Linked DNA regions of Mus musculus: region 2 is linked to region 1. A link is a contact called in ENCODE Hi-C or POLR2A ChIA-PET data. All regions are on one chromosome and are shown on one strand. Each heading gives the region's core, a stretch centred on a gene start or an enhancer-like site at or near the end of the contact. The rest is flanking DNA. Distances are from core to core; before and after follow the strand shown.

The links. Hi-C counts contacts between places; a loop is a spot of excess contacts on that map. ChIA-PET counts read pairs that join two places held with the same protein, here RNA polymerase II (POLR2A).
Region 2: POLR2A ChIA-PET joins it to region 1 with 16 read pairs in Patski. The contact joins the enhancer-like site here to the promoter of Gpi1 in region 1. A Hi-C loop is called at or near these places in 1 of 37 maps with a recorded cell type or tissue (heart). POLR2A ChIA-PET finds 5 or more read pairs at or near these places in 3 of 5 experiments (Patski and embryonic stem cell).

What each region holds. Positions count from the first base shown.
Region 1 is chr7:34,228,488-34,231,971 of GRCm38, reverse strand. It overlaps Gpi1 (glucose-6-phosphate isomerase 1), which reads left to right and starts at 1,636. Exons shown (of 18, transcript NM_008155.4): 1 at 1,636-1,880; 2 at 2,599-2,689; 3 at 2,976-3,044. The coding sequence starts at 1,759. Gm12762 (a long non-coding RNA gene) reads left to right here. Exons shown (of 2, transcript XR_881947.3): 2 at 1-790.
Region 2 is chr7:34,264,655-34,268,138 of GRCm38, reverse strand. All of the region lies in intron 2 of Garre1 (granule associated Rac and RHOG effector 1), which reads left to right. Among named protein-coding and RNA genes, the nearest start is that of Gm12758, 32 kb to the right of the region's middle. RefSeq lists an enhancer at 1-2,984. Within about 2 kb of position 1,903, at least 1 of the 3 ENCODE cell types and tissues checked has a DNase peak (open chromatin) inside an H3K27ac peak, as active enhancers do; it is heart, where a contact is called at or near this core.

The DNA.
Region 1 (3,484 bases), core at 387-2,886:
TTTGGGTTTTTTTTAGACGTGATGGCTTCAGATTCCTATGTTGCTGACCCTGGCCTTGAACTCTCGATCTTCCTGCCTTTCCTCCCTTCATGCTGGGATTATAGTGCCACCCCAGTGCCTGCCACCCCAGTGCTAGATGTCCAGCACTGTTTGGGAAGCTTAGCAAGTATCAAGACTTACACATATTTCCCGCAGTCCCCCGCAAACACTTCACCTCACCTACTCGTCCTCATTTGAAGTCTCCCTTGTCCCTCGGACTTGTGGATAAGAATCCAGTTTTTCTAGGAAGTTGGATCCTAAAGTGCATATCTTGCCCTTTCTCTCTAGGCGATTATGGATCCCTCACTCATTCCATCCTCTATGTCCGTCTCCTCCTGCTTGACTGAAGCTCCCTCCCTCAGGACCTGCTTTAGCTCACTGAGCTAACTGATCCATTAGGCAGTGTGTCAGATAAAGTCCCTGCTCCATGTGGACTTGTTCAGTGGCTCCTCATCTCTAAACAGAAATCAAAATTCTCACAATGATTTGTAAGCCACTGGGTGAATTCCCTTCTCTAATGTCACCTCTATGACTTCTTCCCCTAATCTGCTCCACTCCAGCCACATGTGTCTTCTGTTTGTGGGACATCTATGGGTGCTGTTTGTGGGACATCTATGGGTGCTCTTGTCTCAGACTTTGCAGTGTCTTTTCCCTTTGACTGAACACTTTCCTTCCAGGTAGCCAACTGGCTCATTTCTTCCCCTTCATGCTTTTACTCAAATATAATAAAGAGTGAATTTTTTTTTCTTAACCATTTAGTTAAAGGAAATGCTTATTTCCAACCTGCCTTTAAATATATATACATATAATTTCATTTTTATTGTGTGGTGGATATTTTATTAATTATGTGTGGGAGTGGACATACAATTTTTATTATGTGTGTGGGGTGGGTATATAATTTTAGCATTAATTATGTGTGGGGTGGGTATGAGCATAAGGATGCAAGTGCCATTGGTATTCCCATTGGTTGCAGCGGGAGTTACAGGCAGTTATGAGTACTGGGAACCCAATTCAGGTCCTCTGCAAGGGAACTATGTGTTCTTAACCACAGTTTCATCTCTGGGGCTTCATCCAGTTTGCCTCTTCTCAGGAGCACTTGCCAGCTCTGAAATCCCATAAATTCTATTTACTTATTTGGCTTACGTACCCACAACACTTGCTTTAGTACCTCTAACCAGGAAGGCATTCCATAAAGTTCTGCTAAATTGGGCTCAGCCGGTAAGAGCACTCAACTACTCTTCCGAAGGTCCTGAGTTCAAATCCCAGCAAACACATCCGTAAGGAGATCCGACTCCTTCTTCTGGAGTGTCTGAAGACAGCTAGAGTGTACTTACATATAGTAAATAAATTCTTTAAAAAAAAAAAGTTCTGCTGAATTGAATACATGAATGAATGAAAGAAGCAAGCGGATCTGGCACGAGAAACTCCGCCTCTGCCCTTCAAGTCACTTCCGAACAGAAGCCAGCCAAGGTTCATCGCAAGTGGCCACACTTGTGTTACAGAGAGGCCAGCAGAGGCCCCCAGATCTACAGCTGCCGGCAAGGTCGCCTAGCGGACGCGGAGGACAGAGGTGGGGCGGGGCCGGAGGCGGGGCGGGGTCGGACGCCTGCGCCATAAAGCCCGCTGCGCGCACTGGTACCGACTTGCCGCGCGCCGCCGCTCCTCTTTCCTTCCTCTTCCGAGCACGTCCTGCTCCGTGTACCTCTCGGGTCCCTCGCCATGGCTGCGCTCACCCGGAACCCGCAGTTCCAGAAGCTCCTGGAGTGGCACCGCGCGAACTCTGCCAACCTCAAGCTGCGCGAACTTTTTGAGGCGGATCCGGAGCGCTTCAACAACTTCAGGTGCACGCACGGGGTCGGGGCTCCCGTGACCCCCCCCCCCCCAGCAGCCCTGCAGGGCCCAGGCCGGGGCCGCACTTTGTCCTTGATGCCTCCTTGGAGTGGGTTTTGGGACCCGCGTGCTAGCCAGAGGGCCGAGGCTGCTTAGTCATTAGGAGGAATCGGCTCCTCCTTGGGGATCCCTTCGCCCCCGCCTCTCAGTCTCAGCCATTTGAGTAGGGATTTCTAACCACCCATGAGGAGGAGCAGCCGCTGCTGGCTCGACAGGCACGAGAGAGCTGTCCCCTCCCACCTGCTCCTAGTGGGCTTTGGTCAGACAGGGTGGGTAAGGCTGAGATTTCCTGGGAGCCACGGTGTAAAAATAGAGCGGCGGAGGCAGGATGCAGAGGCCAGAGAGACTTGTGAGCGACTGCGAAATAGAAGGGAGGGTGGAAGAAATCGTACATGTGATGCATCTTCGTGCCTTGTCACTGATGCCAGGAGGCGAGGGACCTGGGATGACCACCTGTGGTTCCTCACTGGACGTCCCTGATACCTCTCCCTGGGTGTTTCCTTGTAAGTTTGAGATGTGGAGCTTGAAGGGGGAAGTTCTGCCCAGGATCTGTCTACATCTTCTTTCTGTGGCGTGGCTTCCTACACTACTTAACACTGCTACAGGTCAGCCTTTGTGGCCAGGCACTGCCGCTGGGGTGTGACCAGCAGCGTCTCCATCTTTCTGCAGCTTGAACCTCAACACCAACCATGGGCATATTCTGGTGGACTACTCCAAGAACCTTGTGAACAAGGAGGTGATGCAGATGCTGGTGGAGCTGGTAATGTTCTGACTGGGGAGTTGTGATCTCTGGGTTGGGTTGTGGGTGGGGGCTGCGCTTTGTTTTGGGTTCTAGGTCCCGGTGTGGAGTTGGTATCCCAGGGATCTCCAGGCCCCCTGCTGATTGAGCAGACTCTTTGAAGATGCTGGAAAAGGAATCTGTCTATGAAGAACATCTGTCAGCCTCAAGGGGGGGGGGGAGTGGGGGGGGAGGGGGGCTGGACTTGTGATAGGTGATGAGGATGGGGGATGGGATACAAGACCTCAGCAGTGGCTTCTCTCCCTAGGCCAAGTCCAGAGGCGTGGAGGCTGCACGGGACAACATGTTCAGTGGTTCCAAGATCAACTACACCGAGGTAAGCAGTTACACCCGCCGCCCCCCCCCCCTCTTCCTCCTCTTTGCCGACCGTTATCAGCATCGCCCTGTGTCTTCACCCTTGCTCTTAAGCAATGCTTTTGCCTCACGAAGGTGCTAAAGGCTTTTCTTTGGGGGCAAGAGAGGTTGCAGAGCTTTGGGGTGTGATTTCTCTGAGACTGGCAGCCTGGACTTGGCAATCAAATTGGCACAGTTCCTGGTGTCCAGGGAGGGGCACAACCCAAGCCTGAAGGGAGGGATTTGCTTAAGGCTGGCTGAGACATGGCTGAGACATTTTCTTGGACAACTTCAACCTTGATACTCTGATGGATCCTTGCTACAGGTTGTTCTAGTGACAAGAAAAATCATGTCACCAAAGCCCTTAGTTTCTTTGACAGTGGAATGAATAAGAGGTGAGAGTATGACAGCGGTTGGGAAACC
Region 2 (3,484 bases), core at 654-3,153, 36 kb before region 1:
TGAGGCCAGTCCAGATGAGTTGTTGCCTCAAGAAACATACAAGAGGTGTAGAGAGATGGCTGCTTTTGGAGAAGACCTGAGTTCAGTTCCCAGCACCTACATGGCAGTTCATACTTTTTGTAATTCCAGTTCCAAACCCTCTTCTGGCCTTTTCAGGCACTAGGCATACACTGGGGTATAGATATATGTGTAGACAAACACACAGATAAAAATAAAATATTAACAGCAACATTAAACAACCAAACAGGTACACCAAGAAGAGAGGGACTCTGGTTATACCCATGTCTACAGTGTGGTAGATACTGTGCATACAGTATAAGAGAATAAGAAGGTTCATGTGCGCAACTGTTCTGCTTTGAGACCTAGTCTCACTCTGTAATCCACGTAGATTTTGAGTTTGTGGATCTCATGTCTCAGCCTCCTGAGTGCTAGGATTACAGGCATATACCATGGCACCAGGCTTGTGATATACCCGTCTTGGCCATCAGGAATTTCCAGTAAGCAGGGTTCTGTTTCAGTAGCTCCCTAACGATTATCTGCTTCCAGAATGTCTTCTCTTTAGTACCTACCCACTGTTGTTTTTATATCCTGGATCTTGTCACAGGCAGACAGGGCAACCTGGTGGTCAGAAATGTCTTTTAGAGTGAGACAGACATTCCTCACTTAAACCTACTTGACATTAAGCAAATTTATCTTTTTAAGCCTGTTTTGTCATATGTAAAATGGGTTACTTTACCATGTGTGTGGCTCCTGGCATGGGTTAAGGTGGTGGCTGTTGGTAGAGCTTCAGTGCTATTTTATACTTAAGTACCTGGCCTTGACTGTTCCACTCACCCATTCTCCAGCTTATCCAATCTGTTCTGCAGCCTTACATGCCCTGAGTCTGTGAGCTGAGAGAGCTGTCTGTGACCCTGGGACACATTCTTCCAAACCTGTGTGAGGACAGTCCCCAAGAACTGGCCCATCCCTGAGTCAAGGAGGGTGAGGTCTATTAAGGGCGTTGAGGGCTGAGCCAGGAAAGGAGATGAGATAAAGGGTGAGCAGAGACAGGAGCTTTGTCCTCTCAGAAGGTGATGTTTATGTGTCTGTTACTTGAGGTGACATTTTATAATAAGTAGTCACTGAAACCAGTTTCCAAGAGTCGGGCTAACTACTGGTTAGGTTGGCCTTTAATTATTTACAACGTGTATTTTGTCACAATCTTAATTGGGTTTATGCTTTACCCATCGTGGGAAAGAAGAGGGCAGTTCTTACAGAGAAGAACTGCAGCTTAAATGACTCATCTAAGGTCAGGTACATAATAAAGAGCAAAGACAGCAGACTGACAGCAGGATTCCACCTCCACCTCTCTAGCAGTGCATTAGGAGGACCCACCCCAGCCCCATGCTTCTGTGATCCAGATACCAGGCTTCACTGCCATTTCTCAGAGTGTTCCTTTCAGAGTAGGAAGTGAAGCTTTCTTCCTTGGTTTATCCTCAGAGAGCCTTTTCCTCACCACCTGCCAGGCAGCTTGTTCTCCAGCTGCATCTGACCTTGTGTCTATTTATGGCTTTGTTGTCTCTTAGCCCTATTAGGATGTAACCCTCCTGAGCACAGGGATTTTCTCATCCTCTTTCCTGTGTACCCTCAGGATTTTTGAGCTTTGTACATATTAGGCATTCATGTATTATATATTTATTATTAGAAGGAGCAAGTAATTTTCATTGGTCAGAAGCTGGGAGAATGTGACCCCAGAGCAGCATGGCAACTTCACTTACCCTCCATTTCTTTCTCCCATAGCTTGCTAAGAGGCCAAGAAAGAGGGGAGAGAGTGTGACCTGGAGGAGCCACCCAGCTCCTCTGTCGCTATAGGGAGCTTCCTGGTGCCCTTAGCCGGTGCCAGTTAAGACTGAATTTCTGTTGTGTGCCTGGTCCAGTGCTGCCACCCTCTGTCTGTTTGGATATTGAAAGTGTTGAAGACAAGAGGACATACTTGCTAAAATCGTAGAAGCTGAACACTGAATGAAGAGACTGTTCTGCTTGTTTGTTTTGTAACCTTTGTGCCTGGTTTCATAACTTGTCTAGCCTTAGTCTTTTTCTCTGTAACATAGAGATGACTTCATAGGGGTATTCTGGGATTTGTGACACAACCCATATGAACTCTGTAGTGTAGACCAAGTACATGCTGAATGCTTAGTTAAAGCCGACTGGTAGTGTGTATGGTACTAGACAGAGGGCGTGTATTCATGTCAGGAGTCTCTAGCTGGATTCTTAGGTCTGTGTCCCTCACCCTACCCTTCATAGCCGTAGCCTTAGTAGGGAGGAGCTCTGAGGAAAGGGGCAGTGGAAACCTAGGAGGTAGAATTCAGCTTTGATTTAGCTGTTCACTTAGAGGGTGGACACTTTAATATGAGCTTATTGTTTGTTTGTTTTTTGCTCTAGTTTTGGATGAAACTTTAAATTAACATGTTTGCTCTGGTGCTTTCTACAGGGGAGAAATCTTTTAGAGAGAATAGGTATTGGGAGCTGGCCTGTCCCAGTTTCTGTAGCAAAGCAGCTCTGTTGTGTGATGCTGGATTGGGTTTATGGTTAAGGGCAGCATCTGACTTAGATGTGGCTGAGTCTTTAGGCTGCTCCAAGGTACAAGATGGGGTGAGAGCGTCGGGACTCTAATGGATGTTAAATCTTTGAGAAAGGAGTGCAGACAGTTGGAGCAGCTGGGGTCTCACCAGATTGCCCAGGCAGACTTTGAACTTTCAATTCTCCAAGCTCAGGGTCTTTTTCAGCTAGCAGTTTCTCCTGCTTTTTAGAGAAAAACATAGGAAATCAACAAACATCACAGCTGTGCCCAAGTTAGAAAACCAGACTGGGAGTTGTACACTCCTGAAATCTAAGAAATTCAGGAGACTGAGGCAGGGGGATTGCAAGTCCAAAGCCAGCCTGAGCTACTTAGTGAGACCCTCCTGTATAAAGTACAAAGATAAAACGGAAGGAGGATGTTAGCTCTTCCTCATTCTGCTCCAGGCCCTGGGGATAGCTTCAGTACCACCAAAAACATACAGAGAAAGTAAGAGGGGGGGGGGGAGGTGGCAGTGGTGCAAACCTTTAGTACTAGCACTTAGAGGGGACAGAGACAGGTGGATCTCTGAGTTTGAGGCCAACCTGGTTTACAGATTGAATTCCTGGACCCTGTCTCCTGAAAAAGGGGGTGGGGGAGGAAGTCAAGTCACTAGGAAGCAAGAAAGGGAACAGCTTCCCTGGTCTCCAAGCAAATAATCTTTCATGGCTTAAAATGTTCATTTAACATTTTAACAATTTAGAACATTTGTCTATTAGCAGTGGGATTTGGGCTTCTATTATTGTTTTGAAGCAGGGGAACAGTGGCTTCTAACTCTCTTTGTAGACCAGGCTGGTCTTGAACTCATGATGCACCTACTTAAGTCTTCCAAGTGCTAGAATTACCTGAATATATCGCCATATCTGTCAGATTTATTGTTTGAAAAAA